Linked DNA regions of Homo sapiens: all the other regions are linked to region 3. Evidence: chromatin contacts called from ENCODE Hi-C data. All regions are on one chromosome and are shown on one strand. Each heading gives the region's core, a stretch centred on a gene start or an enhancer-like site at or near the end of the contact. The rest is flanking DNA. Distances are from core to core; before and after follow the strand shown. Region 1 overlaps PLCB1 (phospholipase C beta 1). Region 2 overlaps PLCB1 (phospholipase C beta 1). Region 3 has its middle 170 kb from the start of HAO1.

Evidence for each region. A loop is a pair of places that touch in the nucleus more often than their neighbours do. Pooled maps may share reads with other maps.
Region 1: a loop to region 3 is called in a map with no recorded cell type, with 9 times the contacts of the local background. The contact joins two enhancer-like sites. A Hi-C loop is called at or near these places in 5 of 37 single-sample maps with no recorded cell type and 4 of 50 pooled maps.
Region 2: a map of OCI-LY7 shows a loop between it and region 3 (4-fold over the local background). The contact joins two enhancer-like sites. A Hi-C loop is called at or near these places in 1 of 168 maps with a recorded cell type or tissue (OCI-LY7), 5 of 37 single-sample maps with no recorded cell type and 4 of 50 pooled maps.

What each region holds. Positions count from the first base shown.
Region 1 is chr20:8,601,429-8,604,128 of GRCh38, reverse strand. All of the region lies in intron 3 of PLCB1 (phospholipase C beta 1), which reads right to left. Among named protein-coding and RNA genes, the nearest start is that of RNU105B, 230 kb to the left of the region's middle. Within about 2 kb of position 1,293, at least 4 of the 41 ENCODE cell types and tissues checked have a DNase peak (open chromatin) inside an H3K27ac peak, as active enhancers do.
Region 2 is chr20:8,393,113-8,395,812 of GRCh38, reverse strand. All of the region lies in intron 3 of PLCB1 (phospholipase C beta 1), which reads right to left. Among named protein-coding and RNA genes, the nearest start is that of PLCB1-IT1, 150 kb to the right of the region's middle. Within about 2 kb of position 1,317, at least 2 of the 41 ENCODE cell types and tissues checked have a DNase peak (open chromatin) inside an H3K27ac peak, as active enhancers do; they include OCI-LY7, where a contact is called at or near this core.
Region 3 is chr20:7,769,332-7,772,031 of GRCh38, reverse strand. No RefSeq gene overlaps it. Among named protein-coding and RNA genes, the nearest start is that of HAO1, 170 kb to the left of the region's middle. Within about 2 kb of position 1,356, at least 2 of the 41 ENCODE cell types and tissues checked have a DNase peak (open chromatin) inside an H3K27ac peak, as active enhancers do; they include OCI-LY7, where a contact is called at or near this core.

The DNA of each region.
Region 1 (2,700 bases), core at 44-2,543, 830 kb before region 3:
GGCACATGCCACCATACCTAGCTAATTTTTGTGTTTTCAATAGAGACAGAGTTTCGCCATGTTGGCCAGGTTGATCTCAAACTCCTGGCCTCATGTGATACACCTACCTCAGCCTTCCAAAGTGCTGGGATCACAGGCGTGAGCCACCACACCCGGCCAATAGTACTCATTGTTAAAGTGAAGAATCCAGTGGCATTTAGTACATTCACAAGGTTGTGCAACCACCACCTCTATCTAGTTCCAAAATATTATTAACACCCCAAAATAAAATTCTGTACCCATTAAGCAGTTGAAATCACCCACTTTGACCTGTCCAACACAAAGGATCATAAAATTGAAAGCTGTTAATGTTAAGTGGTAGAATTATTGGTTAGTGTCAAGTTGAAACACACATTTACAAAAGTGGTTCTCAAACTTAGGTGTGCATCAGAATTACCTGGAGGATTTGTTAAAACACACATTGCTAGGTCCAACCCCAGAGGTGCTGATTCGGTGAGGCAAGGCCTGAGACTCTGCATTTCTAACAAGTTCCCAAGGGATGCTGATGTTGCTGGTCTAGGGACTGAGAGAAACACTGATCTGTGAATTTAGACACAGTTGAATGGACAAGCATGGCCCCTGTGTTGAAGGCTCCCTCCTCTTTGTAGAGAGAGCAGTGGCCCATTTGGAGCCAGCTGGTGATGCTAAAACCCACACGCTGGGATTACCAGAAAGGTCGTTTGAATTTTATCTAGGAGTCCCACTTTAGGCAAAGTGCAAATGTTAACCCGATTTTGGATGGGAGCCACTTTGACAACCTTAAACATTGAACTTAGCCATAGATTTAGAGGGATGTATATAAAAGAGGGTTACTTGATTCCCGAGATGTATTTTTAGTTATAGGTGCCATTCAGAGAGAGTTAAAGTCAATGAGAAAAAAGAAAAGAAAATCTTGTATTTCTCTTCTGGCACATTTCTTTAAATAACAAGTATGCTAATTTTGAGAGAAAGTAGAATTTATTTTTGCTAGAGCATTTGTCCTGTTTGTCATACACCGTAGACCTTTCATTTTCTGTGTTTCGGTGTCCTTCATATAATGCAAATCATCCTGCTGTACAAACCATGTGATACTTTAACAATGAGTTATATATATCTGGGGCTTTACAAAAGTAAGCAATGCTAAGGACAAAAAAACTAGACAGACAAAATGCTGGGCTTCTACCAGAGGAGCTTCAACTGAACCACACCTCTGAACACCAGCTCTCCTTCAAACATCCATTTAGGAAAATTTTATTGCTTGGTAAGAACAGGAACTTTCTCAACTAACATATTCACTTTTAACTATGCTTTCAGTTTCTCTTTCATAAGCCACAGAAATTAAAATCCCTTTAAATAGAAAGGCCTATGTATTTGACATCACTGTAATTAAAGCAGTTAAACTTGCAGCACACAGGTTTTCTAAATCATCAAGAACAATAGCTCAAGAAGAGAACAATTAAGCAAAATTTTGAACACTTTTAAGCACTCACTCTGCTTGCCCTTTAAATGACAGAGGCTTTTCTGTTAATATTCTTTGACCTGAATGCATTCCTCAATTAGGATTCTGAAGAATTTGATTGGGTTTCAGCTAGAATCTGTAACCTCTGGTTAATCATCGTGTATTACACAGCTTGTGGATAAAATATATTTGGACAGGGATAGATAAGTCTATTCATGTTAATTCACCATTGACATTCAGGGCTTAATTCAATTTTCAGAAGTGATGATATCCCTGGCATTTCAGCAAGCCTATTTTAATTAATATCTCTACACCTCTTTAAATACCATTTTGTATTTTATACACCTGCTTTAAATTAAGGCAGTTTAAGGTCTGTTATAAAAGCCTCTATTCTAGGAATACCAAGAGTCAACCTTGCTTTTGATTAAAAAAAAAACTTGGTGTTGGTGTCATATACTCTTCTTTATTTAGAATATCCATCATTATGGGTATTGGAAAATTATACTTTGTCTCATAGGTTCAGCTTTTCAAACTAGTCTCATGAGAGAACTTTAATTCTTATCTGAGGCTAGAGAAGATGCTGCCCAATGGAAAATACATTAAGTGACATTGGAGGACCATCAGATATCCTAAAATGTGGAAGCCATCAAGACCTAAGAGATAAAAGGGTGATGATGGTGAAGGTGTTGGTGCTGCAAGGGAGGGAAAGAGGAAGGGATTGATAGAGCTGTAGAAGAAAACAGCCGCAACACTTCCAGAACAAGCCTGGTCTCAAAACAAGGGGAGATCATACCAGTTAACACTAGCAGGTTTAGACAAATTTTCCATTGCAAACTTGGCTCTCTATCAATGTCTGGTAGCTTTCTAGCAAACATTAATCCATCTGCTTTACTCAAGTGCAAAGAAAACTTGCTCAGAGGTGTTCTAGTTTAGGAATGAATAACCTGGGTGAGTCCTGGCTTTGCACATCACAGCCATGCTAGTGGGGGCAGTCACTCAACTCTTCCACTTCCTCATCTACACAAGGGCTCAGTCAGTGATCAGTACAAATTAGCACATAGAAAGTGCTCAAGAAATGTTAGCTTTTAACATTTCTGTTATTACCATTATTATTTTTAAACCCATAATATACATTTTCACAATGGGTATCACAAGTCAGGGAAATAAATTAAAAACCAACTCACACGTTCTCACTTATAAGTGGGAGCTAAATAATGAGAACA
Region 2 (2,700 bases), core at 68-2,567, 620 kb before region 3:
GAAAAACAGATTTCTAGTCACACCTTCACAGTATTTCAAATGCTCTACAGTATCCTTCAAATAAATTATTTGACTTAAGAATTCTCAACTCAAACCATGAAATTTTGAGCAGCTAAGCATAAAATTAAATACTGAGTCTAGTTCGCTATTACTTACACAATTTATTCTTTAACATACTTTCTCAAAGTTTTATAAACCACCAACTCATGTGAAATATCCCACTCAATCATCTATTTTTATTTTAGATATTCTAAGAGCTATTCCTTTTCAATATTATGTATAGATAATTTATTTGAAAGCATTATTGACTTTAAAATTGTGTAAACTTAAAATTTAATTTTCCTTATTCAGCCATTCCACATTCTTTGGTATATGTGTAGGACAGAACTAATATAAGAGATCTTAAATTAATTTTATTTAGATTTTCATCTGGTATCCATAAGTAATAATATGTAGACAATGCCTTCTAAAGAATCTTTAATCTTCAAACAAAATTGCAAGCAAATTGATTAATAGAGAAGCATGTTTCAGAGACCCATAAAATAAAATAAATGTCTCATTAACTACTGCTTTCGACAGTAGAGATTTATCTATGGCAAAAATAATAAAGTCAATAGGTGTTCAATTTCCCATATTGTTTGTATGTACCTCAACCAAGGAAACTTCTTTTTAAACTCTTACTAAATTTATTTATACTAAGGTACTATAAGAATCAAGGAAAATGTAATTCATGCACAGATACAAAATGACTAATTTCAACTAAAGAGAGTCAAATTTAATTTTTAATTAACATTCATAGAAAGAAAAATTGTGTTTGCTAAACAATTTTAACCAGGTATTACAAATCTTGAAATAGTCTAGGAAGAAACGATTTAATTTAAAAGTTTAACATGACCTTACTATTTTTGAAATATGAGTGATGCTCAAAGCTTTTGAAAAATATTGTTAAAGATACCATTAAAAGTGAAAACTTTGCCAGATAGAAGCCTATATACTATAGATGGCAAATGCAAATACCTAAAGAAAAACATTGAGAATATGGATGATGCAACCAAGAGTTTAACTTGTCAAATAATGGCACAGCTTCAAGCCTATTAAACATATGCACTAATGGCCTATAGTTTTAAGGATAACAGTAACTACAACTTACAGATCCCCTATTATGAAATATATGTTATGGCCTTTAGTCCTCACAATAACCCTGAGAAATAGTACTATTAACTTCATTTTATGGATGAAGAAAGCAAGACATGAAGTTAAGCAACTTGATTGTGACCACATGAGTAATACTGGTGGAGCCTCTTAACCACTGCTGTTCCCCAGTGTGAGGATACAGAAGCAAAGCCTCACTTTCAGGGCATAAAAGTCAACTCCCATGAACCAGAGAATCATCAGACTTCTTTCTTTCTGCACACACACACCAGGAACCGAAAAGAAACTATGACTATTAAAAGTTATTGCTCCCTAAGTAAGTTCTACCACTTTTAATCTAACCTCAATTCAAGGTTTACCTTGACTTAAAATCCTTCCACAAAGGCCAAGTAGTACCAATTTTATATAAGTCATAAGATGTGAAACCATAGAAAAATAGGCTCTAGAAATAGTTAAGAGTGGACAGAGAATCTCACTCTAGTGGTACACTAGGCATTAGGCTTGTCTAAATGCCAGCATAGATTCCAGGTGCTATGGGAATAAATGAAATTCTTGTGTTTTGAGTAATATGTGGGCAATGCTGATGGTTTTCTGTCATAAGGTCTCAAATTAAAAAAATTAATTAGGTGGGAAGAATGCAAATAGTAAACTTTAAAATTCAAAACATCATAATATAATACAAGACAAAATTCAACATTATATTAATATTATCAAGATATATGAAAAAGGCCTTTCTGGTTTAGATCACCTAAGAACCTGTTCTCTAAACATCTTTAATAGGATCTGCACTACTGTGAAGACAAGCATCACTCATAAACTGGTGTTCTAGTTTATTAAGTGTGGTTAACTTCATAATAAATGGCTTTTAGAACATTTATATTAATCCTATGAGATGCTTGTGACCAAGAGACCCATAGTTAAAGAAAAAAGAAAGAAGTGACACTAACCCATGTCCAACACATCAAAAGCTGTGAGAAATCCTGCAATAAAGGAACCCTTAGCATTTCCCAAACTTATTTGACCAGTCACCCAGGCCGGAGTGCAGTGGTGCAATCACAGTTCACTGCAGCCTTGAACTCTGGACTCAAGAAATCCTCCCGCCTCAGCCTATACTGAGTAGCTGGGAGTATAGGCAGGCATGCACCACTGCATCCACCTATATTTTTTTTAAGAGATAGGGCTTTGGGTCTCAAACTCCTGGCCTCAAGCAATCCTCCTGCTTCGGCCTTCCAAAGTGCTGGTATTACAGATGTGAGCCACCACACCTAGATGACATTTTTATAGCATCTATTAGTATTCCAAGGAACTCACTTGGAGAAACAGTGAGTTTTGGTTTTGATAAAGTATTCTATATACCTGAGGAAAAAAAAATACAATAACTGTTCACAGAGCTATGCCCATTCATGGCAGGCAGTGATGAGCAAATTCTTCTCTCAAGCCCTCTGTTCTTACCTGAAATCAGTAATTCTTGGGTATAAATATAAAAATCAAGCAGCATTTGAGTACAGAAGTACCAGGTGGCATAGAGAAAATGTATTAGGTGTGTGA
Region 3 (2,700 bases), core at 107-2,606:
CAAAGTCTGGCTGAAATAATAAAGTGTACATGAATCTTTCCCCGTGTATGATAACTCTTTGTATGCAATGCCCTGTACTAACCAACAAACTGAAGGTAGGGTCAGTGCCTGCTTCATCTCAGTATTACCCACTATGCCTTGAACAAATAGGGTCATGAAAAGAGCATGGCTCACTTCATAAATAGAAGGCCCTACCAAAAGTTTATCATAGAGGAAAAGATTAGTAAAAATGTAAACTGTATGGAAAAATTTTCACTTCTTTTATGAGTTTAAAAAAAAGAAGAAAATCAGCAGAAGAGAATATATTTTACTGTTTAGTTAGGGCTTAGATCATAGCCCACATGGCATTGGGCATAAGGGTGGGAATATCATATTTTGTGAAGCCACTACAACTTGTATTCAAATTCTGAAATGATTTCACTTGATTATTTGTATAAACTGAGGTAGGTTATGGATGTTCTAAGGACTTATTTTTTCTTTTCATACATTTATTGTGAGAATTAAATGGGACTTTTAATTATGTCCCATTATATTATTTATAACTAAAATGTACATATATAAATTATGTAGGGCAACTGACATTATAGGCATTGAGAAATGTCAATTTTCATTTCCTTCTATTCGTTCGAAAGAAAGGAAGTTAAATAACACGATCAAGTAATAATTTAATCTTTTCTTTAGCAATTTCACACACTCAGTGTAACACACATTTACATTAATTTCCTATTCTTTACCAGCTCTCTGGAGAGTCCTGTGGCACACATACAGGGAAGAGTGAGGCACCTCAACCTCTGCACACCAATGATTTGTGACAATGGTGGTCAGCTCCTGTAACATCCTCTGTCTCAAGTATCTGTCTCATAGTCCAGATGGTTGGCAAAACATAATCTGAAAACCTACGAAGTTGCTTTTTATATCTGGAGATGGGCTGATGTTTGATGTCCTGATCTAGTACATCAAAATCTTGTGGAGAAACCACGAGTCTGTCTCTTGTCTGCATAGAATTCAAGTGGACTGCCCTTGGGCCAAAATGATTTTGCAGCTTCAGAAGCAAAAAAAGAAGAAAACTGACAGTGGCTCCAAAGTGACCCTAAACCCACTCTGTACCTTGTTCTGACATTGCTCAGCTACCCAGAGGTTTGATTTTAGTCTTCTAGGCCTCAAAACAACCCTCTAATGGCCCTATGAAAGTGATTTATGTGCAGTACAGGAATAACACAATACCAGTTCTGTGGCCAAAGAGAAGTGAATTGTTAACCTTGGTGCTTTGGGTTTTGGTTTGTCAATTACGTAGAGAAGCTCCCGACAGTATAGTTGTTGGTCAGAAATGAAACACCTGGCAATCTGCCACATCCTGTGGAGTTGAGATCTTGCTTTTGATTTGAAAAGCAGCATCATATTTGTATTTCCACTTAAGTGACTTTCAGCTGCTTTTGAATCACCTGAAGTTGAATGAAAGTATATTTTACCAGGTGTTTTCTAAGCAAGATTGCTTAGAAATCTGCCAGAGTTACTGGGAACTGATTTGTTCATATGTGTAATCATGAATGGGCTCACCAATTTCTAAAAACAAATGATAAAAATAGAAAGACATAATAAGTCTACAGTAAACTAATTCTTTATACTTTTTCATGAGAACAGGTTAAATCTATACTTAGGATGGGAAAAAGCAAAGACGTATTCATTTTATTAAGCCATACCAAACAATGAAAAACCAGGAAGGAAGTAGTTATTATTATAAGAGAGCTCTACTGTCTGTTAAAATACAAATAAGAAGAAGCACTTTTGTGTGTGTGTGTGTGTGTGTGTGTGTGTGCGATCCTGCATATGGCAGCTTGATAAAGTAAAAGACATTGATAGTAGGCTTAGCTCATGATTCTCTGAGATAGAGATTAGCATAGAGAATCTAATTAATTAGAAATGCTCTTATGATGAACATTTGTGGAAATGAGGGAGAAAGAGCAGAACTGGATAGAGGGATGATACAGTTTGAATGTTTGTCCTCTCTGAAACTCATGTTGAAACTTAATCCCTAATGTGGCAGTATTAAAAGATGGGACTTTTGAGAGGTGATTGGATCATAAAGGCTCTGTCTTTTTCATGAATAAATTAATTCATTCATCAACTAATGGGATTAATAGGTAATGAGTTATCATGGGAGTTGGCCTGGTGGCTTTATAAGAAGAAGAAAAGAGAGCTCAGCTAGTACATTTAGCTCCCTCACAATGTGATGCCCTTTGCCACCTGAAGACTCTGCAAGCATTCTCGCCAGCAAGAAGATCCTCACCATATGTGACTCCTTGACCTTGGACTTCTCAGCCTCCATAACTGTAAGAAATAAATTTATTTCCTTTATAAATTACCTAGTTTCAGGTATTCTGTTGTAAGCAACAGAAAATAGACTAAGACAAGGGAGATTGCAGTTCCAGTGAAGCAGTAGGGGGTTGGGGCTAGAATGGCCCCTTGGAGTTGGCCCAGCTATATCTCTTTGTGATCAGTCATTGGATGTAGGCTGCACTGGAAAGAGTCATGATCTAGGACAAGCCTGGTTTTTCAGCTAAAGCAGTCTCCCCGAGGAGGACTGGCAGTAGAAGTCGTCTTCTAGCAGCATTACCCAGCAAATGAAGGGATAAGCCTTTCAGTCCTAAAGGGGGTTTTAGATATCACAGGGCCCAACACACTACTTCACCAGTTTATTTT